3 separate regions of the Mus musculus genome follow, and all the other regions are linked to region 2. Evidence: chromatin loops called from intact Hi-C (ENCODE). Cell type or tissue: heart. All regions are shown on one strand.

Region 1 (8,000 bases), 72 kb before region 2:
GGAACTCACTCTGTAGACCAGGCTGGCCTTAAACTCAGAAATCTGCCTGCCTCAGCCTCCCAAGTGCTAGGATTAAGGGCATGTGCCACCACTAACCCGGCCCAGAATATTTTTTTTAAACACACACACACACACACACACACACACACACACACACACACACACACACACACACTTGATCGGCATGTGATGCCATAAATACAAAGACATTGGCAAGATTCTGGAAGGTAAGGCTCACTGATCCTTGTGAACAAACATTTCTGGATTACCTGAACTCTTCATCCTCCTTTGGTAATTAAAAATAAGAACTAGGGGAGATGGCTCAGCGCTTAAAAGCACTGGCTGTTCTTCCAGAGGTCCTGAGTTCAATTCCCAGCAACCACATGGTGGCTCACAACCATCTGTAATGGGATCTGATGCCTCTTTTGGTGTGTCTGAAGAGAGCGACAGTGTACTCACATACATAAAAGAAATAAATAATTCTTTAAAAATAAATAAATAAAAACTATGAAGTCAGGGGCATGGTTCAGTGGTAGAACCCCTGTCTAAACCCCCCCCCCCTAGTGAGGGCCTGGGGGTGTGTCTCAGGGGTAGAGCCCCTGCCTAGAATCCACCAGTGAGGGCCTGGGGGAGTGGCTCAGGGGTAGAGCCCTTGTGCTGAGGCTGTTTAAAACCCGCTGCCATTTATAGGAAGACCTGGAGCAACTGTGAATGTTGGTGGGTTCTTCAGGCAGTATTCACCCCTAGTAATGAAGGGCAGCTGTCCCCCGCCCAACGTGGGTCCTGTAACACAAGCATGCATGGTGCTTACAATCATGCCTGACATACAGTAACTGCTCAATAAACGCAAACTCATTCCTTCCACAAATATCGAATGAGCACCTACTCTGTGCCAGCCTTGTTACAGATGGTCAGAGAGTTTAGTTACAAAAATCAGTTAAGTCCCTGTGTTTGTTGAGGATCAGGGAGGCAAATGTAGAACCAGCTGGGGCTGGGGCTCAGTGGGTAGAGTGCTTGCCTGGCGTGCATGAAGCCCCCGGGCTCAATACCCAGAACTACATAAACCAGGTGTGCTGGACCATGCCTATCACCCTGTCACTCAGGAGATGGAGGTGGGAGGGTCAGAGGATGCTCAGCTACCTAAGGAGTTCCAGGTCAGCCTGAGCTATGTGAGACCCTGTCTCAGAACAACAGAAAAACTTAAAGGTTAGGTCTGATGGTGTCCTGATGCAGGAGGATCATTGTGAGTTCCAGGCCAGGCCAGGGAACATAATGAGACCCTCTCTAAAAACAAAAACAAAACCCTCACTGAAAATGGAAAAGCAAATCCAGAAAGGGGGGTTGCCCATTTAGAAAGGGGGTCTGCCCCCTGCACTGGGGTGGAGGGAGGATGTCCAGGCAGTGACCTCAGAATCTTTGGTCACCATGTGACAGACGTCATCGCTGATGGCTTAGTTGATGGCGTAGTTGTGGGTGTTGGCTCCTCTGCTGCCCTGCAGCCTACTTCTGGGCAGGAGGCCATACCTGCAGCTCTCCTGTCCCAGTTCCTCAAGAGTATCACTGTGTCCTGGGCTGCCCTCAAGGGGAAGGAGGGCTGGGGAGGGCTGAGGAAGGCTAGGGAGAGTGGGGGTGGCAGAGGCTGGGTTTGCTGCCTCTTGCCCTCCTTCAACTGTGACCTTACCTCACCTTGCTCTCCCTGTCTGGCCCTGCTCCCACACTCTCGCCTAAATACTGGGACTCATTCCCATTGTTGTTCAGCATAGCTCCCCAATGTCCCTGGATGCCTCTGACTCAGGCACCTTGTCCCAAATCGACCTTAGTATCTTCCCAGACCTGCTCCATTTCCCTGCTCTCAGCCAGGAGGATGCCACTGCCCCTGAGACCGGTAGAAGGACCTGGGTCTCAGTCCTTATGCCTCCCTTACTCCATTAGCACAGAGGCTGCCGGGCTGCCCAGAGCCCTCTGCAGAATACAGACTCCTCAGCCTGTGCACCCAAGCCTCCCGCCTCCTCCAGTGTGTCTTCCCAGCATGATCTCAGCTTCCCCCCTCCCCATGTGAGCCTTGGACACCTTCAGTTCTCACTGTTGAGGGCGGTGTCTCTCCCCTCCCTGCACTGTGCCCCCACAGTGTCCCCATCACTGTGTAGTGGTTCAGAGAGCTCGTGGAAGCTGACACCAGGTGTGGATGACACAGAGCTGAGAGTCTCCAGGGAGGCCCAGGTTTCTGGCAGGGCAGAGGTACCTTTTGTCCCTAACCTGTGTCATGACTTCAAGTCGTCAAAGCATCACATGACCCTTCTCTGTCTGCTGCCCTTGCTATCTCTGTCCTCCTCCCTCCTCCCTTTCTGCTTCCTGGTCTTCTGCTAGTATGAACATTTTGTTTTGTTTTGTTTTTGAGACACTGTCTGTGTAGCCCAGGCTAGCCTTGAATTCACCATGTAGTTGAGGATGGCCTTGACCTTCTCCTCCTGTCTCCATTTCCTGGGTGCTGGGATTACAGGGGTTTTTATACAGGGCTGGGAATCCACCCACCATCAGCTTCTGGAATGCTGGTCAATCGCCCTATCAACAAAGGTCCATCCCTGGCCCCTGTGTGAACCCTTTGAGTTTAAGCAAAAGCTGTAGTGGCTTGTGTACTTGGTACGTGCTTGGCCCAGGGTTGCACGTTCAACCTGTCTGTTGAAGGGAGCAGTGGGTGGCCACAACCTTGACTCCTGACTCTTCTGGGGTTAGAGCTGGTATACCTGGGCTGCTCCAGCTGGAGCAGGAAAGTGCAGGGGGTGGAGGGGTGCACTGGGCACTCTCCGATTGACACACCGTGTGTGTAAGCGTTGTCTGTGTGTGAGCTGGGGTCCCAGCCTGGAACAGAACAAACAGGCAGCTCAACTTCCGGCCGAGAAGTCAACACATACAGATGGCCTAGAATGTTACATTAGAAGGAGATATGGTTTTAAAATTTTGTTTCTATTTTTGGAATAAAGCCTCATGGAACCCAGGCTGCCTGGAACTTACTGTGTGCTGGAGGGTGACCTTGAACCCTTGAACTGCCTCTAGCCTCCCACCTCTTGAATGCTGGGATTACAGGCACACTACCCACAGCCTTTACTCCACACAGAAGCTCAAAGGTAGGGTTTTGTGCTAGGCAACCACTTTATCAAACTGTTCAAAGTTCCTGAACCTGATTTTTCAATTTCACTTTTCTTTTCTTTAGATAGGGTCTCACCATGGAACCAGATTATGTTGACCAGGCTAGCCTGAAACTCACAGAGATCCACCTGCCTCTTCTTTTGAAGTGCTGGGATCCAAGACAAGAGATCTGCGCTACCATGCTGGCCTATTTTCTTTTTGCTACATGGGATCTCTCTACACAGCCTGTGCTGGCCCTGAACATGAGACTGTTTTTCTGCCTCAGTTTCTAAAGGAGCTGGAACTGCAGGTGCCCCAAAAGGCCCATCCCTAGCCTTTGTGTGAGCCATTTGAACTGGAGCTAACAGTGGTGACACATTTATTGTCCCTTTATCCAGCCTCTGGCCCCACTATCGTATGAGGTTAAATGAGCCGCTGAACCACTGCCTTCTGATGCTAGAGCAGCCTGCTGCTGAGGCACACACCCGTAATCTCAGCATTAGGGAGGCGGAAGCAAGAGGATTGCTGCCGGTTCGAAGCCAGCCTGAGCCACACAGCAACTCTCTGTCTCAAAAACAAAAACAACCGAAACCCCTCAAACCCCAGAAACAGGGCCAGTGAGCTGGTGTATTGGGCAAAGGCCCTGGCTGCCAAGTCTGATGACCTCAGCTCTATTGTTGGCACCACAGGGTGAAAGGAGAGAACAGTTGTCCTTTGCCCTCCACACCTGTGCCAAGGTCTGGGCACCAGCCATCCCCCAATAGATAAAATGTAACCAAATTTAAAAACCGACAAAATCAACAACAACAAAATACCCTCAAAACCACATCAAAACAAAACGCATGCAAACAGGCCAATCTTTCGCTTCTCCCGGCCGTTTGAGGACACGGTCTGTGACCTTGTTTTATGAGGCTCCCTTCCCAAGCTCTCTTATCTCATCTGCCACCTCAATAGTTCCCTGGGGAGCTCAAGGCTGGAAGTGGAGCAACCATCTCCCTTCCTGTCAAGACTCTGCCTACTTCTGATCTGTCAATACTCTGGGAACCTGGATTAGATTGGGGAGGCTCTGCAGCAGGACCCTTGTCTCAGTAAATCGGGAGAGGAGTCCCCTTCCTCATTTCCCTGGTCATCTGGGGAAGCCGAGGACACAGGGCAGAGCAGTTATGGTAAACCTGACCTGTAGGGGGTGTCCCTCCAAACAGGGCTGGGAGGCAAAATCCCAGTTTCCAGCTGGGCCACGGAGGCTGTTAGACCAATCAAAAGACCCCAGGTGCTCTTCACTCCTTACTGTACACACAGCATCGAGTGAGCAGTCAGGCCCGGTGGCACAGGCCTCTCATCCCAGTTATTTGGAAGACCGAGGCATATACCGTACATTCCAGGCCAGTTCAGACAATTATGAAAATCCTGTCTCAAAATAAAAAGTAAAAAAGAGGTATGGAAAAATACCTCAGTGGTAGAGCCCCTGCTAGAATCCCCCAGAGAGGGGCTGGGGGCGTGGCTCAGTGGTAGAGCCCCTGCCTAGAATCCCCCACTGAGGAGCTGGGGGCGTGGCTCAGTGGTAGAGCCCCTGCCTAGAATCCCCCAGTGAGGGGCTGGGGGCGTGGCTCAGTGGTAGAGCCCCTGCCTAGAATCCCCCAGTGAGGGGCTGGGGGCGTGGCTCAGTGGTAGAGCCCCTGCCTAGAATCCTCCAGTGAGGGGCTGGGGGCGTGGCTCAGTGGTAGAGCCCCTGCCTAGAATCCCCCAGTGAGGGGCTGGGGGCATGGCTCAGTGGTAGAGCCCCTCCCTAGAATCCCCCAGTGAGGGGCTGGGGACGTGGCTCAGTGGCAGACAACTTGGTTATCACATACAAAACCTTTGATTTGCACCACATATAAAATCACAGACACACGCCCGCGCATGTGCACAAGTGCGCGCGCGCACACATACACACACACATACACACACACACACACACACACACACACACACACACACACACAGAAACATGCATGCTCTCAGCTAACCAAACAGCCTCTTGTCCCCATCCCTTTGGCACCTTCCCTGATCTTCTTGCTCGGGGATTTCCAAGTCATTTAATCACCTAGCAAATATTTATTGAGCACTGACTCCATGCCAAACCGCTGGGGACACAGACGACAGACAGATCTGTTCTCTTATATGGCTAAATCTTATTGGAGGATATGAGCAATAATTAAAAAGAAAAAAGAAAAACCAAACAAACCCTACTTAGCCTATAGTGTCAGAGAACGATTAGTGCCATAATGCCTCGAGACAGGAAGATAAGACGAGTCAGGAGGATAGGGAGGACACAGGTCACTCTTTCAGCTACGGACGTTAGCAGGTCCCTGAGGAAGTAAGGCAAGGCGTGACTGAGGTGATAGGGAGCCTGCAGGTATAGGGGGGAAAGTATGTTTCCCCAATGCATAGTACAGTAGATGCAAAGGTCCTGGGCTGGGAAAGAGTCTGTGGGGTTTTTCATTATTACTTTTAGACATAGTCTTCAGCCCCACCCCCTCCAACACTGGGCTCACAGCTGTGCACCACCACCTGAACTCACTGCTCTTGCCGAGGACCTGAGTTCAGTTCCCAGCACTCACACCAGGCATCTGTAACTCCAGCTCCAGGGTCTCTCTCTGATCTGATTCCCTCTTCTGACCTCCAGGGGCACACACACACACACACACACACACACACACACACACACACACACACACACCTTAAATCTTAAAAGATGGTATTGGGCTGGAGAGATGGCTCAGCGGTTAAGAGCACTGGCTGCCCTTCCAGAGGTCCTGAGTTCAATTCCCAGCAACCACATGGTGGCTCACAACCATCTATAGTGAAATCCTGGGCCCTCTTCTGACATGCAGGTGTACATGCAGATACTCATACATTAAATAAAAAACTCTTTTTGGGGCTGGAGAGATGGCTCAGTGGTTAAGAGCACTGACTGCTCTTCTGAAGGTCCTGAGTTCAAATCCCAGCAACCACATGGTGGCTCACAACCATCTATAATAAGATCTGTCACCCTCTTCTGGTGTCTGAAGACAGCTACAGTGTACTTATATACAATAATAAATAAATCTTTTTAAAAAACTTTTTTTTAAAAAAAAGGTTATTACGGAAATCGAATGTATTTATTTCAAATAGAAGGTGGCATCCATCATTGTGTCCCCACACTCCTATGCCTGTCACACTCACAGCCAATCATAGTCCCCATCCCCTCATCTCCACCTGATGGCAGAAGGTTCTGGGTGGGATTTGGAATCAACTCCATGGCTACCCAAGCCCAAGATGCTGACAATGTTGATCAATAGTAGCATTGGTCCTAGACCTACCATAGCCTCCTGGGTGCACTCAGCCATTTCAGTACAACTCAGCATACCAAAGGCTGTCACATGGGTACAGCTGCCCTGTCACACTGCCGCTGTAGGAACCACAGCAAGAAAAAACCTGCACATGTTCATCAGAGACACAGGACTTCGTGTGTGTGTGTGTGTGTGTGTGTGTGTGTGTCTGTCTGTCTGTCTGTCTGCCCGTCTGTCTACAAGTCCTTGTGAAGCTAGAGGTGGATGATATCTGTCAGGTATCTTCCACGACTGATCAACACATCATTATTACTACTGTTATTATTAACCTTTATTTTTATTGTGTGTGTATTATATTTAGCTTCCACATGCATGTAGTGCTTGAAATAGCCTGGAGAGGATGTCTGACCCCCAGAACTGGAGTTGCAGGTGGTTGTGAGTCACCACGTGGGTGCTGTCTCTCCTGTCCCACACAACACAACGGTTGTTAATTTTTCATGTAGGCAGTAGGAGTTGAACTCGGGACCCCCTGCAGACTAGGTAAATGCCGTGCTATAGCTCCATGTCTAGCGATCACCTTTCCCTTTTATTTTCTTTCTTTTTTACAATTTTTACTTTTTTTTTTGAGACAGGGTCTCACTATGCACTCCCCCCCCCCCCCCGCTGGTCTGGAACGCTCTACGTAGATCAGGCTGGCCCCAAACTCACAGAGATCAACCTGTCTCTGTCTCTAAAGGGCTAGGGTCAAAGCTGTGCACCCAACCTGCTTTCTTGCTTGCTTTCTTTCTTGCCTGCCTGCCTCCCTCCCTCCCTCCCTCCCTCCCTCCCTCCCTCCCTCCCTCCCTCCCTCCCTCCCTCCCTCCCTCCCTCCCTCCCTCCCTCCCTCCCTCCTTTCTTTCTTTCTTTCTTTCTTTCTTTCTTTCTTTCTTTCTTTCTTTCTTTCTTTCTTTCTTTCTTTCTTTCGAGCCAGGGTCTTTCACTGAGCCTAGAGCACACCATTTCTGTGCTCTGCCTGGCTGGTGAGCGTAGACACCCCTCCTTCACCACCACCACGTCCACCCCAGTGCTAGGGTTTGGGCACGAGTTGTCACACTTGGCTTTTGACCTTGATGCCAGGCATCTGAACCCAGGCCCTCATTCCTCAAAAAGCAGGCACTTTCTCCACTGTATGTTGTGTGGGTCGGTGCATATGTGTGTTTCCGACCCCCTCCCTGGCCCCTAAGAAAACAAGGGATGTCCACATCTCCACCTGTTCCCTGAGGCAGGGTTTCTTGCTGAACCCAGAGCTAGGCCGGCTGCCAGCCAGTTCCAGTGATCCTCCTGTCTCTGCCCTTCTGCGCTGGGGTTATAGACAGAGGGCCAAGCCAGCTTTTAAGGTGGCGTGAAGATGCAGGTTCATCTCCAGTCCCTCATGCGTATATTGGGCATAGTTGGTAGAACCCATGATTTGGGGCCTGGGAAGTGTGTATGGAGGACTCACTTCAAACAGGGAAGGCCGACTTTGGAGGTAGAGAACCACCTAGAATCCTCCAGTGTGATGATTAATGTCTCAACTTCACACAC
Region 2 (8,000 bases):
CAGTCCTGTAGCCAACACCAAATATGACTCAGCAGCTGCAGACCAGTCCTCTAGGCAGGCAGACACCACACAGGGATTGGCAGCGATAGACCAGACCTTTCAGCAGACTGATACTAGGCATGAACCAGCAGCTGACTTCCTCCCAAAGGAACTGTTAGGCTCGTCAACTGGCCTGCTGTTGAAACGGCAAACTGCCGCAGGAACCTCACGAGCAGTGCTTGGGTGAGCTTCTCTTAATGGCAGCTTAGGGAAGAATAGCGAGGCAGAGCAAACCAAACCAAACCAACGCTCAGTGCTCGTCTCCCACTGTCTGTGGGGTCATAGCTATACTCCTTCATCACGTGTCCTTTCACGTGTCTGCTTGAACATGTGTGCCCCAGCTAAACATCATTTGCCGTAACCAACTTTCCAGAGAAACCAGAAGTTTCCACTTCAGTCCTTAATGTGTCGATACGCCCGGAAGGAGGGGCCTCGCGCAAGGATCTGTCCGTTTCACGGACTTCCTCTGTTCACATCCTGAGCTTACAGAGATCCTCGCAGGATGGGTGGGTTCTTATTTCCCTTTGCCCTAAGGAGCCTCTCTTCAGACCCCTGCTTCTGTCCCAGGGACTCAGAATCAACCAGGCAGGACTGACACCACGGAGCTGTCACTCAAACACTGACTGACACGGCAGTGCTGCTGAGTTATGGAGGAAGGGGTCTCTAGGTGTGATAGGCTTTTTCTCTCCCTAGGTGGAGTGGATACAGACCAGATTGGACCAAATTAAAAGTAGGTAGAGTCAGGTTTATTAGGCATTGCTCCTGGGTAGGTTCATCAGTCCCGAAGAACAAACACCCTGGCTAAAACGGGGAAGTTTTATAGACTTTAGGCAAAGGGTTGCAGCCATATGTCAGCCTTAGGCTGGGTTTGTGTCCAAGCATGGTCAAGAGCACTTAGGGCCAGACTTGGGTGCCTGGCAGCATCAAGGAAGCAGGTTTGAAGAGCTGCCAAGAATGCAGAACTGGGCTGTTGGAGCCGGTCCTTTGTTTGGAGTTTTTCAGTGTAGGTGGCTTTTGGGGAAGGAGGGCAGACTGGAATTCCCAGCGTGTGCGGGGCTGAGCAGGGGTTCCAGCCTAACAAGGTAGGTAGAAATAGGAAGTGGAGACCAAAGAAGAGGTGACCGGTCTGGGATCTTAAACTTTAAAAAAAAATACTTTTTATTTATTTTTGGGTCAGGGTCCTCCTTTCTCCTCTTCCTTCTCCTCCTAAGACTGGATCTCATGTAGCCCAGGCTGGCCTCAAACTCACTATGCAGCATGTATACTGGTTATGAGTTAGACACTAGCCTGGGTTACAAAGTGAGACCATGTCTCAGAAACCCAATCCTGAAGAACCCCCCACAAAATGCCATCCACAAGAGCACCATGAATTTCTGGGGGCCTGCCGTGACCTCTCTTTTTCTAGGCATATCAGTAACCTAGATTTAAATTATTTATTTATTTATTTATTTATTTATTTTGGTTTTTCGAGACAGGGTTTCTCTGTGTAGCCCTGGCTGTCCTGGAACTCACTTTGTAGACCAGGCTGGCCTCGAACTCAGAAATCTACCTGCCTCTGCCTCCCAAGTGCTGGGATTAAAGGCGTGTACCACCATCTCCCGGCAGTAATCTAGATTTTTATTTAGAAAATAAGCAAGAACAACCTCTACACTCAGAAGAAATATTCTGTGCCCTGTTCAGCTTGCAAGGCAGGGCAATACGTTTTCTGCTGTCCCAGGTCCTGTGATGGCGTCCTGTATCTCTGTGCCCATCGCAGTAGGAAACCAGGGACATCTGTAACCATTCTGGCTTTTCTATGCCTGCTCCAGCTCCCGAATAGAATAACGACACAGAGGCTTGCGTTTACTAATAAATGCCTAGGCTCTATGCTAGGCTTGCTCCCCAACTAGCTCCAAACTGGTATTAACCTGCTTTACTGGTCTGTGTCTGCCACATGGTTGGTTATAGCGCCTCAGTTTCGTAGTCCAGCTTCCTCTCAGGCTGGGTGGCAAATCTCTCGTGTTTTTCTCTCTTTCCCAGAGTTCCTCTCTCTGCCAGATGTCCCATCTTACTAACTACGCTGCCTTTTGCTATAGGCTTTTTATTTTGACCAATCAGAAGGTGCTTTGGGCAGGCAAATAAGGACAGAGACACATCTTTACAAAGTGTACAAAAACATCAGTCCAACAGATGTTACATGTTGTAAGCAAGCTGGCTGAGTTGGTCAACTCCCAGGGACAGAAATTCTGGGATAACGCAATGAAAGAGAAAGGAGAAAAGAGGGAGGGGGCTGTGAAGAAGACACAGCACGTGAATTCCTTAAGAGCAAGACTGTAAGGAAGAGAAGGTGGGTTGAGAGCAGGAAGAGGTAGAGCCAGGGCCCCCACCTCTTGGGCCGGTCATGTGACTTCCTCCAGCCAATGGGATGGCAACGATGGTGTTAGGTTCTGAACCAGAGGCCTCGTAATCGGTTGGCGTTTACCTTTCTGAACATAAGAGGACACCAAGGAATGCCAGCTGTTTCCACTGATGTTGCCCCTCCAGACAGTCACTGGACCACAGATACTGCAGCAAGCCCCCACCTGCCGAGCCTAACCTACAGCCGAAGCCACAGAATTGCAATCGGCACAAATGGCTGTTATTTCAAGCTGCTAGATTCCAGAGGCAATTCGTTACCTTGCTGAGGCTGACAGATACACCCTTGGATTCTGGGAAATCTTCATGACTTCTGTCAAATTCTTCCTCCTGTTCTCCCTCCCCTCCCTTCAACTAAGCCAGGGAGTTTCTCTTGTTTGCAGTCCACGAGGCAGAAGAATAGAGACAGTGTTCCCGGAATAGGTGGACTGTGAAGATGGGGTGTTGGCAGCCGGCAGGAAGATAGAAAAGGCTTTATTTAGCTGGGGACATCTTGGGCACAAATGGGAGGGAGGTGGAGCTTGACAAGGGCCATGTCTTCCTGTCCTGAGACTCCTGTCCTGGGATCGGCTTCGGGTAGAGATTCATGAGCTCATGGCTTAGCTGCACGTTCCTTATTTCTGTGGGTTCGGCAGTAAAGATTGGAAGGGGATGGAGGAGGGAGGGGAGAAAGAGAGAGTACATCACTGCTATGTGTTGCTCTGCGATCCCTCCAAATTCATATGTAGAGGCCCTAAGCATTATTTTATAATTTCCAGTTGTGTACATATGTGTGCATGCTCCGGCATCATCTCCTCCCACCATGTTGGTTCCTGGAGATCAAACTCAGACCCTCAGACTTGGCAGCAGGTTAATTTGCCAGCCAAAACCCTCTCTGCTGCCCAAGGCTTTGTTTAGCTGTCTTCTCTCTCTGCAGGATGGGTCCTCCCTCTCTGTCATCGCCCCCTGATGCTCTCCCCCCCCCCCCATGCTACCTATCTCCCTTCCTGAGTTCCCATCCTTCATACTCATTTTTGTTGATCATGTTTGCCTCCCTCATGACACACAGAGTGGATGGGATGAGGCACTCACAAAGCCCACTACTGCTTAAAGCTGGTTCAGATTCATGTCGGTCTGTGGGTTGGGTGTGGTTATGACCATTCCCATTTTGCGGATGGGCACACTGAGCCCCAAAGGGACTCCACTTCTCTACAGCTTCCCTAAACGGATGTGAGCCACGGCAGCTGAGCAAGCCCTTAGAGCTTCTCTTGTCACTTTGGGTATTAGTGAGTCAGATGGGCACCTCTGGGGTCAAAGTCATTCTTTCCCATGGGTCGGTTGGGTTGGTGTTTTGTTTTGTTTTGTTTTGTTCTTTTGGTCAGAGTTTAAATTGTTGCTGTTCCCTGGCTGTGTGGTTCGGAATTGATGTTTTGACTTGTCTGTGCCTCACCTATAAAGCTGGGAATAGAATTTAGCTTATTCCACTGGTAGAGCGACTCAAATTGAGCTCAAGTGGGCTGGAGTGGATGTCCTCTGGTGGACCAGTGGGAGGAACGCAATTACCTTAAGTGCCAGCAGTATATAGAAGCAGACAGATCCGATCAGGACTAATCCTCCGATGGTGGCCGCTACGATGAGGGCTATGGCGGATCCTCCTGAGACCGACATGTAGTCGTTCGGCTTCATGGGATAGGCAACTGTGGGAGCCGGAACTGTGGGAGCCCCGGTGGCTGCTGGGAACCGAGGGGAGAGGAGACTGAAGGAGCCACCCTCCACCTCTACACCCTGATTCCTGTCAACTTAGAACTCAGGCTCCTCTGTACACTGTGGTTTCCACACACCCATCTCTTCCTCCTATTTCCAAGCTCATCCATCTCTCTCTCTCTCTCTCTCTCTCTCTCTCTCTCTCTCTCTCTCTCTCTCTCTCTCTCTCCTCTTCCTCTCCCAACCCCTGTGGGGCAGTGGACAGTGCCACCGGACAGAAAACTTGGAAAGGTCGAGCAGATTCAGAAATCCCAGTAATTCTCATAGCTGAGAATGGTAGGCGTTTAATCTACTCCCAACCAGGTTCCTGACCTGGAAAACATGACCACCACACCCCATGGAGAGGACTGGGCAATCAGTCAAGTAGGGACAACACCTGAAGTCCTTCCACATGCAGATGACGCGTCCCTAAGATCTCAGACCAAGCCAATAGGAAACATCTGCCTTTAGACTCCACCCACCCCAAAATGTATATAAGACTCTACCCACAAGGAATAAAGTGCATGAGTTATTTCACCGAAGACTGTCTGGAGTGTCTGTCTTATAGAGCTGTATGTAACACCTTGGGGAAGAAAATTCTCTCCGCATTCAGCATTCATCACTGAAGCTGCTCTAGCCTATTGCACCACTTCCTGCTAGGTCCCTCCCCCCCTTGGCTCCTAGCAGCCCACTGTGCCTAGCTTGCCTGTTGCACTCCATAGGCCTGGCAACCTGCCTGGTTCCAGCCGCCCCGTGGAAAACATGACCACCACACCCCATGGAGAGCAAGTCAGAGGGAATAGGGGAGAAGGACAAGGCCTGCCAGAGCCGTGATAGTCTTGCTGGGGCTGGCAGGGTCCCCCCTCCCGCCCCCCCGCCCCCCGCCCCCCGCCCCCCCCCGCCCCCCCCTCCCCGGGCAGCAATCCACCTGCCTCTGCCTCCCACAGAGTGTTGCGATTAAAGGTATGTGCCACCGTCACCTGCCTAGGAAACTTCTTCAGACACAGGATGTAAAAGCAAAGTGTAACAACAGGAAGTCCTGGAGGAGGGCGGGTGTGAAAGCCTCCAGCCTGGAGATAAAGGTCCTTAAGGCAGGAAGCAAGTAACTCCAAACAGCTCCCCAGTCTCTGGAACTGACTGTAGGCTCCTGGTAAGTGTATCTAAGTAGTGGCTGCTGACAAGCTCTTAGACAAGCCCAGCTGAGGAGACACCCGCAGGTAAACCTGAAGGACCCTGCCAGCCCCAGCAAGACTATCACGGCTCTGGCAGGCCTTGCCCTTCTCCCCTATTCCCTCTGACTTGCTAAAAATTGTTAGGTTATATTCCTAAAGCTAGCCACCAAGGTCTACTCCCTTATTTGGCCACATCCCCTGAAGCAGACTACCTAGATCCAGCTATCAAAGTATTGAAGTCCAGCAATCAAAAGCTCCCTTTGGCTACCCTAATTAACATGCCCGACAAAAATTAAGCACCTATCCTACTGCAGGGCTTCTTGTACCTTTATAAATAGCCATTTCCCCACGGTCACCTCTATTTTCTTTCTGTCCAGAGCCAGTCCTTTGTATCTCTGGGACACATACCTCCTCCCCCTCTCCCTTGTTCCCCTCCCCATCTGAGAACGTGGTCCTGGGGTGTCCTGTGCTGAAGCTGACACTCCTGGCTGTCTCCGTGCTGGGCTCCAGGTTCCCAGCTTTGTAAGCTGTCACTCATGCTGGGGTGGGCTTGGGTGATAAAAGCTGTCTTTGAGTCCTCTGTGTTCCTGTTAGTAACACTTCACCCACATTTATGTAAGTAACCCCAATAAAACTCATCCCTTCACCAAGTTGGACTTTGGTGGTGTTAGGGGAGGGTATCGGCTAAGGACCCCCAAGACCAAGTCTGTCATATATAAAATGGGTTAAGGAAGGGCTGGGGGGATGGGCTAAAGGATAAAGTACTCTCTGGGCAATGCGAGGAGCAGTGTTGGGACCTTCTGGACTCACAGTAAATGTCAGGCATATGACCTGCTTCTAATCCCAGAACCTGAGAGGTGATGGGGAGTTGGAGATGAATCCCAGAACACCTGGCCATCTAGGCTAGTATCGGTGGGCTTTGAGTTCAGCTGAGAAACCCTGCCTCAGTGAACAAGGTGGGGAGCCATTAAGGAAGACCTATCAGCCTCTGGCCTTCATGTGTACAGAGATACACATGCAGACATTCACGCAGATACACATGAGAGAAAATTAAAAACAAAACAAAACAAAACAACAACAACAACAACAACAACAAAAATGACTAAGCCACAGCCTACCAAGTAGAAGAAAACATGGAGTGACATTTTGGCTATAAAGATCTGGGGTGGCTACAGGAAGCCAGCTGTAGACCCATGTGGGTACAGAGATCGCGGGGGACACTTACGGCTCAATGAGACAGTCACCGGCTCAGAGACCAGCTCTTTGTCTGTGTTCCTGGCTATGCACAGGTAAGTGCCCAGCTGATCTGGGGACAGTCGCCGGATAAATAGCTTCTCCCCAGTTCCACATGGCTTTCCATCAAAGGTCCAGCTCAGCACAGGCTCTGGGTTCATGGTCACCATCCACTGCAGGATCACAGAGTAGTTAAGGTCACTGTAGATTATGCCCTTGGAAGACTCGGGGAAGGTCACCAGTGGGATCAGGCTGGGATTGTCTGTGGGAACAGAGAGCAAGACCTCCAGGTGACCTCCCAGAGACACTGGCATCTCTTCTGCCCCACACAGTTACATGCATACATTCACACACACACACACACACACACACACACACACACACACACACACACACATACTCTCTCTCTCTCTCTCTCTCTCTTTCTCTCTCATTCATTCATTCACTCTAATTCATTCATTCACTCACATTCATTCATTCACTCTAATTCATTCATTCACACATTCATTCATTCACTCATGCATTCATTCACCCTCTGTCATTCATGCATTCATTAGTACAGCCCTACTGGGGTTCACAAGCTCCTATGTTCCATTGCATGTGGCCAGTACAGTGTCAGTAGTCACAGAATTAATTATACTAGTAATAATAATACCAGGCTACTAAGTATTCAGTAAAGCTAGGGACACTTATATTAAACTATTTCTATTATAGCTGAGGCATTATTATTATTATTATTATTATTATTATTTTGCTTGATTTGTTGTTTTTATATTGAGTCTCCCTATATAGCTCTGGCTGTCCTGGAACTTACTATGTAGACCAGACTGCCTTCAAATGCACAGAGATTTACCTGCCTCTGCCTCCTGAGTGCTGGGATTAAAGGTATATGCCTCATTCACCAAAAATAACTGAGCATTTTGTTTTAAAATTTCTTTAGTATATTTCTTTAAAACTTATTTTTACTTTATGTGTGTTTGTGGGGTATGGAGGATGTATGAAGATGTCAGAGGACAATTTGTTGGAGCTGGTTCCCTCCTACCATGTGGGTTCTGAGGCTTAAACTCAGCTCATTAGATTTGGTGACAGATGCTTTTTACCGACTGGGGAATCCTTGCAGGGGCTCTTACCACTGAGCCACGCCCCCAGCCCCTCACTAGGGGATTCTAGGCAGAGGCTCTACCACTGAGCCATGCCCCCAGCCCCTCACTGGGGGATTCTAGGCAGGGGCTCTACCACTGAGCAATGCCCCCAGCCCCTCACTGGGGGATTCTAGGCAGGGGCTCTACCACTGAGCCACACCCCCAGCCCTTCACTGGGGGATTCTAGGCAGGGGCTCTCCCACTGAGCCATGCCCCCAGCCCTTCACTGGGGGATTCTAGGCAGGGGCTCTACCACTGAGCCACACCCCAGCCCCTCACTGGGGGATTCTAGGCAGGG
Region 3 (8,000 bases), 190 kb before region 2:
GAACTCCCTGCAATCCCCCCGCCCCCCCCCCCCCCCCCCCGCCCTCCTCAGCTTTCTTTGAGTGCTGGAGTCACAGGTGTTCATCCCTGTCTTAGGTTTCTGTTTCTGTGACCCTGGGGTCTCCATGTCTCTAGGCATCCAGCACTCACACCTCTCCAAGGCTCCTGACATACTTTCTTACTGCCGGGCCATCTCTCCTGGTCCATCTCCTCCTCCCTTCCTGCTCTGTTTCTCAGCATTGCTGGGGCATTAAAAATGTATCAGCATCCCAGCGGGGGCAGGGGAGCTGGCCCTTGTGCAAGACTCCCTGTGCCTCCCGTGTCTTTAACTCCCTGTGGCCCCTACATGCTGGCTGGCCTTGAGACTGGCCTGTGCTCTGACCTCTCCAAGTCACAGGATCTCCACAGCCCTCTGGCTGGGGTCTTCTGATCTCCTTTCCTGTCACCAAACCTCTCTGCCCTTCCAGTGTCCCTGCCTATACCCCTCCCAGCACCCCAGCACCCCTGCCCCTTTCTGGTATCTTTCTGCCCTCCCTTGCAATCTTCCTTCATTCTTTGTGCATGACTCCATCCTTGCATTACTCCATCCTTGCATAGGTCTGATCCCCGTCCCCTCCCTCTCTTGGCTCCTCTTCCTATATCCCTGCTCTCCATCCTGTCTCTTGCCCCCCCCTCCCCCTCCCCCATTTCTTCTCTGCTCAGTTCCCCTTCCCTAACGAGAAGAGACAGCCAGGCCTGCCATCCCCTCTTCTCCCCTCCCCCGCCACTGTGTGGGGCTGCCTGGATGACATAGATGAGCAGAGAGAGATAGGGAAGAGTGGGGAGGGAGGCTCAGGCTCCAGCAGGAGGTCCAGGTGGTGTAAGCCCCATTCCCAGAGGAGGCCAGGAAGCAGGGAGGCTGAGCAGCTAGAGCCAGGGGAAAGAGATGTAGGGAAAGCAAGGGAGAGATGGAGAGAGCAAAGGAAGGACAAACAGAACAGAAAGGAGAAAGAGCCCGGAAAGAGAGAGAAGGGAGAGATGGAAAGGGAAATGAAAAAAGAAAAAGGAGAGGGAGAGAGAAGGAATGAGGAAGTGGAGATAGGAGTAGGATGGGTTAGGAAAGGCCAAGGTCCTCTCCCCAACGTTCGAAGGGAAGGCCCAGCCCCAGGAAATCCCCCCAGGGATTCAACAGAGAAGGGACAGTCACCACAGGTCTAGGAAATAGGAAGCACTTTGGGGAGCTTGCCCAGCCTGGCTATTGGGTTGCTGGCTTTCAAAGGCTTTCAAGGGACGGGAGTGGAACCTTGGGAGAGTGTCCTTTTCGGTTTCCCCGTTCGCAGGCTGGGAAGGGGAACAAGGTTTGCTCTGGGGTTCTGTGGAATCTGCTATGAGGTACCACACGGGTGGATTCTAAGAATTCACTCAGAGGGACAGGTACAGATCTCATCTATCTGGGAGGTCAAGGCCAATGACCTCAAAGGAGGTGACGAAAGAAAAAACGAGGCCAAAAGTGACAGGCATTCTCCCTACGATCCTTCTGATCCCCGTTCTGAGCAAACTCTCCAGAAACTCCCCGCTCCCCATCCCAGAGTGTGTAGTTAGGAAGAAACAGCCAGGTCACCTGCTAGGGGCGGGGCGAGGTCAGCACACCTGTTTACACCTCACCCCATCCCCCACCCCCACCCCCTGGCCTCGCAGAGCCCCAAGTCCCCTCCAGGGCTGGGGGGTGGGGAAAGGGGAGCGAGTCTTAGAGAGGAGGCTCCTCCCATTTACCTCTCCAAGTGCTTCGAGGACAAAGGCGTGACCAAAGGAGAGATAAGGTCCCGAAACCAGGAGTTGGGACTCTTAGCGCTCCAGCCCCGCCCCGCCCCTCCCAAACTAGGTGAAAGCGATACCGGAAAACTTCCCCAGGGACGTTGCCACTCACAAGGAAAGGGGGAAGGGGAGGAAAACTGCAAACCTCCCGGGCTCTGACTCTACCTGGGACACAGCCGACTAAGTTCCCAATTTCAGGCTACGTCTTTAAGCCTTTGATTATATTTGGGGGCAGAGGGGTAAAGGTCAGAGTCCCTTGATCATTAAATTCCATTGCCTACAGCTAAATCCGAACCTGCCAAGATAGTGCCTCTGGACCCTAACTGCACCTGGACCCCAGCGAGCAGAGCTCTTTGCCCACAGTTAAACCCAAGACCCACAAGTTTGAACCCCTTTTCTCCAATTCTATCTAGACCCGGGTTAGGCTCGCCTTCTGAGATCCTGGAGGCAGAACCTCTTAATTTTCCCAGAACCCAGGGGTCAGTGTCTGTAAACTCCCTGAGGCTTGCACTCCAGACTCACACCCTTCCTGCCCCTGAGTGCCCCCAACTCTCATCATTGGTTTGCCAAGGGCTCCCAAAGACCGAACTCATCCCCCCCCCAACACACACTCGTCTTGGGAACCTCGACTGTGGGTCCCCTCGCGCCCAATTCTCCCCGGGCCTCGGATGCCCAACCCAACAAGAAGGAAAAGAAAAAAAAGGGGGGGGGGTGTCGTCCCTCCTCACCATCACGACCCTCCAGCTAGTGTGAGTGGGGGGAACATTCTCCACATTCCTGAGGGGGGAGAGCAGAGACGGAAATCCAGATTCCGGATAAGTGATCAGCACAGGATGGGGAGGATTTAACCCTTTCCACGCCGAGGGAGGTGGAGGGGGTCAGAAACCCGGGTTAGAATGGACACTTGTGATTACGCGAGGTGCAGAGAGGGAGGTTAGGAGACTCGGAGAGAGAGCCCGGTGTGTTGCGAGAATCTCGATCAGTAGGGCCAACCTAGAAGGGGGCACGAGGGAAAGGGGCCTCGGGGAGCTGGGAGTGAGGTGGGGGACGATGCCCCGTTCCCTCCCTTCTGAGGACTGACGAAGGCATCCGCGCGTTTTCACCTGTTTCCTGAAGCAGGAGCAGTAGCAGCGGCAACAACGGCAGCGTCGGTGACAATCTGGACGGCGGGAGGACTGCGGCCCGGGCCATGGGGGGCCCGGGGAGGGACTGGGCCCGGGCAGGGGGTGCCTAGGGACCACTCTTCGTGTACCGATCGGCTGGGAGGGCAGTCAGGGGTCTGAAGTGTCCGGCTCCAGGCCGGCTTCCGCCGCTCACGGCTCCCCGGATCAGTTCGTTCGGCCCAGCTTTCCCTCGCCTGGCTCTCAGGATCCGCGCCCCCCGGCCCCTCGCTTAGCTCCAGCGGGCCGGACTCATGACGTCACAGGCCCCGCCCCTCTTCGCCAAGCCGATCCTAGGGCTCAGGCTCCGCCCCTCTCAGGGCTAAGACCCCGCCCATCCCGCGTCCCACACCTGTCTGGCCCCACGATTCTATCTCCGCCTTCTCCTGGAATTAACTATTTGACCACGCCCACTCGACATGGAGCCACGCCCACACACAACCCGGGAAGACCCACTGCGCCCCCTACTGGTCACTCTAATGAGACGCGGTCACACCCCCTTCTAAACTTCCGGTCGCCTCCCACCAGGAGAAGCCATGCCTTCTCGCCCAGACCACGCCCCACTGCCCTCTGGTTAGCCTGAGTATGTGGGCTCTCATAGGGCCTCCCTTCCTGAGGCACCGCCCCTTGGTGAGGCCACACCCCTGTCCCAGCCTTTCTCCTAGTCCTGCTGCTGTGGTAGGTCGGGGTCACTTCTTAGTGGACCCCATTTCTTTCTGATCTCTGCCCTGGGTTCTCGTGTCGCCGCATCATTTCTTTCCAGATTTCTCCTCTTTCTCTACCTCTGAGTCTCCCTCCGCATCCCCATGTTTCTCTGTGGCTCTGCTCTGGTGTTTCTTTGTCTGTCCATGTGCCTATGTCACTTAGTCCCCGTGTCTCGTTGCATTCCTTTGACTGTGTGCGTCTCTCTTTGCGTCCCTGTCACTTTCTGTTTCTTGTCTCATAGTTTTTTTCTGTGTCACTCTTAATATTCCTGTCCCTGCATCTGGCCTCTGCGTCCCTCCCACCCAGTATCCTTTTTTTATATCGCAGCCTTCCGCGAGGGGGCAGCATAAACCAACCCAGCAGGCCGAACCCCGCTGGGTGGGGCTGGACCAGTCAGTCTGTCCTCTGGCCCTACCAGTCCCTTCCGGTTGTCCTTGTCCCACTTTCTCTATCTCACCAGAATCCTGTGGTCTTTGTGGCTGGTTTTGAGGCGGCCCTTTTGTCTCTTCGTAGACGCTCCACCCTCCCCACCCCCACCCGCCTTTTCACATTCCCAGGGCCGCCGAGTGGAGCTAATGAGAAGGTCCACTTGTTGGGGATGGGGGAGGGGAACAGGTACTCCGCTGCTGAAGTACCTGACAGCCAAATCCTCCCCAAGGGCCAGGCATTTGGGGGTTTCTTGTGAGAGAGCCACCTGGGCTGGGGTAGGGCCCCTTCTCCACCGGCCACATACATGAAGCCCCTCTCCCATGTGGCAAGGCCCAAGGAGTGGACCCTGGCTCTGACCAACTTGCTTTCCACTCTTGTTAATGCTCCTATTTGTTTGCTTGCTGATTATTTTGTGTGTGTGCAGGCCGTGCTGACTTCTGAAGGGCAAATAACAACTTGCTTTGAGTTGGAAGCAGCAAGTGGGTGCCGGGGCCCCAACTCACGTAGCCAAGTTTGGTGGCACAACCTTTGAAGCCATTCCACCCACCTTGGTTTTGTTTTATGAGATGGCATCTCCTGTCGTCCTGGCTAACCAGCCAGGGATTGTAGGCATGCACTGACTCCAAGTTGAGCTAGCTCTCTCCTTTCTGAGCTGTTGCCACACCCCTTTAACAACATTGTTGATAAAGGGTTTTAGCTTTGTCTGCCCACCAGGCCCTCGTGTAAGTCTTCTCCCAAGCAGTCCCCGATCAAGCCGTGGAGAAGGAAGGGGAACTGAGTCATGGGAAGGGAAAGTGGCTTGGTGCCAAAGGTCAGGGTTATGAAAAGAGGCAGGTCCACAATGGACACTATTCAAAATTCTTTTGTTGCTCACAAGAATCTTAGGAAGGGGGTCGGGTTGGTGCTGCACAACTGTAATCCCAGTACTTAGGTGGCAGAAACAGAAAGATCTCACAGAATTCCAAGCCACTGTGGTCTACAGACCCAGTTCTAATCAGCGACGATCACCACGTGAGGGTCACCGTGTGTGAAAAGTAAACTAAGGCACAGGTTCTTTCCAAACCACCGCCAGAGAAGGAGCAGTGTGAGGTTTGTTGGTGTTTATAGTAGCTATGCAACATGACATCCAGATAATATCTCAGGTTTGCAAGGAACGTGGCATGAGGCTAGTGGTATAAATGACAGACACTGAGTAAATGCTCTGTAGCTTCCAACTTTTTTTTTTTTTTTCCCAAGACAGAGTGTCTTACTCAGGCTTTCCATAACTGCAATGAAACACTGTGACAAGAAAAGCAACTTGGGGAGGAAAGGATTATTGTAGCGACAAGTTTGAGATTTTGGTTCCTTTAAAAAGCACAGAAGTATTATGACAATGTTTCATTTTAATCCTTCAGATTGTCTGCAGCAGCTGGTTATGATTTGCCTCGTGCTCCAGCAGAGGTGTGATTTTTGTCAGCCACGTATAGTTTCTGCGACTGTGTGGCGTTTGGAATTCTGGAAACTGTACAGAGGGTAAATAAGTGCTAGAGGACCAATAGGTACGCTGCGTGGTCGTTGGTCATGGTTTGTCATAGTTGTCCTCAAAGAAGACACTAAAGGAAAGAAATTAGATTCAGGGATCTGGATCTCTCTCCCCCTCTCTCCCTGTCTCTCTCCTGTCTAGTGATAGTAGGTGAAACGGGGCATAGTGTGGAACAAAGGGTGGGAAAAAGAGAAACCCACAAAGTAGCAAAGACCAACTACAGGGTTATTTGCCTTACACATCCACATTCCTGTCCATCACTGGACGAAGTCAGGACATGAATTCAGCAGGGCAAAAACCTGGAGGCAGGAGCAGAGGCCATGGAGGAGTGCTGCTTACTGACTTCCTCCTGGTGGCTTGCCCAGATTGCTTTCTTATAGAACCCAGGACCAGCAGCCCAGGAATGGTACCACTCACAATGGGCTGGACCCTCTCTCATTGATCACGAATTGAAATACGTTTTATAGCCAGATTTTATGGAAGCATTTTCTCAGGCTCCTTCCTCTCTGATGATTCTAACTTGTGTCAAGTTGACACATAAAATCAGCCAGTATACAGAGTCTTACTATGTAGCTCTGTAGCCCTGGCTGGCCTGGAATTTCCTATGTAGATCAGGATGGCCTTGAACTCATAGAGATCTGCCTACCTCTGCCTCTCTGTAGTGCTAAGATTACCACCATGCTGAGAGCCTTGATGACTTTTTGTTTGTTTTGGTTTTGGTTTTTCGAGACAGGGTTTCTCTGTGTAGCCCTGGCTGTCCTAGAACTCACTCTGTAGACCAGGCTGGCCTCGAACTTAGAAATCCGCCTGCCTCTGCCTCCCAAGAGCTGGGATCAAAGGCGTGCGCCACCACACCCGGTGACTTTTTTGTTTTTGAGGTTTACTTTTATATATATGAGCATTTTGCCTGGATGGATGTGCACCGTATGAATTCCTGGTGCCCGTGGAGGCCAGAAGAGGGCAGCAGATTCCCTGGAGTTATGGATTGTTGTGAACTGCAATATGGGTGTTGGGAAACAAGCCTGGGTCCTCTACAGGAAAGAACAATGAATGCTTACCACCTCTTGAATCTGTATATGTATATACTTATTTTTTTAATTTGTGGTTGGGAGGGGCCTATGTGAATAGGTTGTGGGGGTCAGTTCTCTCCTTCAATTTTGTGGGTCTCCAGAGATTGATCTCAGGTTTCAGCTTGGTAGCGAGCAACATTTACCTGCTGAGCCATCTTAAGTCCTGGATTATAACCTCCCCTTCCTCTTCCTTCTCCCCATTTTCTTCTGGGGGGGGGGCAGAGCATGCATAGAGGTCAGAGGTCAAATTTAGGGAGTTGATTCTCTCCTTCTATCATGGTTCCAGAAAACAAACGAAGTTGCTCAGACTGGTATAGCTTTTATCCGAACAGCTGCCTGGCAGACCCATCACTGTCTTTCCAAAGCTCTTTTATTCTGACCCAGCTAAAGATGGAGGAGGTCTGGGGACTGGAGAGATGGCTTAGTGGTTAAGAGCATTGACTGTTCTTATAGAGGTCCTGAGTTCAATTCCCAGCAACTGCATGTTGTCTCACAACCATCTGTAATGGGATCCTATGCCCTCTTCTGGTGTGTCTGAAGACAGCTACAGTGTATTCATATAAATAAAATAATCTTTAAAACAAAAAACAAAAAAAAGCCCAGAAGAGTCGGCATGTCCGGCCGTCTTTTTCCCCTGTGCACCTGCTCTTCTGGACTGCCACCAAGTGGGCTAGGCTCCCTCTAGGCGGGTCTTTGTGGGTAGGGCAGGCTCAGGAAGGAAGCCAGGGGAGTGTGGCGCTACCAGATTTCATGCCTATGAGGCATGCTTCAGCCCAAGAGCAGCTTGCTTTGTTGACAGAGAACTGGGTGGGTCTCATACTTGTGAAGTCAACCTCCAGGGTCAAGGAGCCCCAGAGGTAGCGCTTCACTCAGGAGGGAGCCAGAGCTTGCTAGGCACAGAGCCAACGGCTTCCTGTTCTGAGTAACTTACTTGCTCTGCAACCCTGCTCTTGTGGGCAGCAGGACTTGAGGCCCCTTCCCCTAATCAGTGATATTGTCTCAGAGATAGACGTGGATTCCAGCTCCTAAGTCCACTGGAGCCTGAAGGTAGTTTACCTTTGAACGTTCCAGTTATACATCTAACTTTTACATTTTGTTTAGTATGTGTGTGTAAGGATAGGATTTACACACACACACACACACACACACACACCCCTCAGATAGTATTTCTCTATTTCTAGAGTAGGCTGCCCTTGAACTCACAGAGCTTCCTCTGCCACTGTCTCCCCAGTGCTGGGGGGTGGGGCTTACTACTTGTGCCTCTCAAATGCTTGAATTCCCAGTATGCATCACTGTACTTTGTCTCTCCCTGCAACCCCAG

The links. Peaks named below come from ENCODE experiments on the same cell type or tissue, not always from the same donor. Only the 100,000 strongest peaks of a DNase experiment are listed, where the experiment ranks them.
Region 1: it touches region 2 in a loop (2.0-fold over the local background); 2 of 42 quality-filtered maps call a loop at or near these places.
Region 3: it touches region 2 in a loop (2.5-fold over the local background); 3 of 42 quality-filtered maps call a loop at or near these places.

The regions. Positions count from the first base shown.
Region 1 is chr7:19,862,762-19,870,761 of GRCm38, forward strand. It overlaps a transcript of Ceacam16 not described here. Among named protein-coding and RNA genes, the nearest start is that of Ceacam16, 5.5 kb to the left of the region's middle. In heart, a CTCF peak has its summit at 4,309 (motif pointing right); DNase peaks (open chromatin) are centred at 1,670, 2,165, 3,900 and 3,990.
Region 2 is chr7:19,935,198-19,943,197 of GRCm38, forward strand. Igsf23 (immunoglobulin superfamily, member 23) reads right to left here. Exons shown (of 5, transcript NM_027308.2): 3 at 6,553-6,822; 4 at 3,976-4,145; 5 at 2,108-3,053. The coding sequence ends at 3,048. Among named protein-coding and RNA genes, the nearest start is that of Igsf23, 12 kb to the right of the region's middle. In heart, a CTCF peak has its summit at 4,893; DNase peaks (open chromatin) are centred at 84, 444, 974, 4,894 and 1 weaker place; H3K4me3 peaks cover 780 bases; H3K27ac peaks cover 2,968 bases.
Region 3 is chr7:19,746,319-19,754,318 of GRCm38, forward strand. It overlaps Nectin2 (nectin cell adhesion molecule 2), which reads right to left and starts at 3,255. Exons shown (of 9, transcript NM_008990.3): 1 at 2,897-3,255. The coding sequence starts at 2,984. Gm34744 (a long non-coding RNA gene) reads left to right here and starts at 3,252. Exons shown (of 3, transcript XR_881878.3): 1 at 3,252-3,631; 2 at 5,482-5,625. In heart, CTCF peaks have their summits at 3,420 (motif pointing left), 4,006 (motif pointing right), 6,569 (motif pointing right) and 7,369 (motif pointing left); DNase peaks (open chromatin) are centred at 2,683, 3,513, 4,023, 7,503 and 2 weaker places; H3K4me3 peaks cover 4,742 bases; H3K27ac peaks cover 5,594 bases.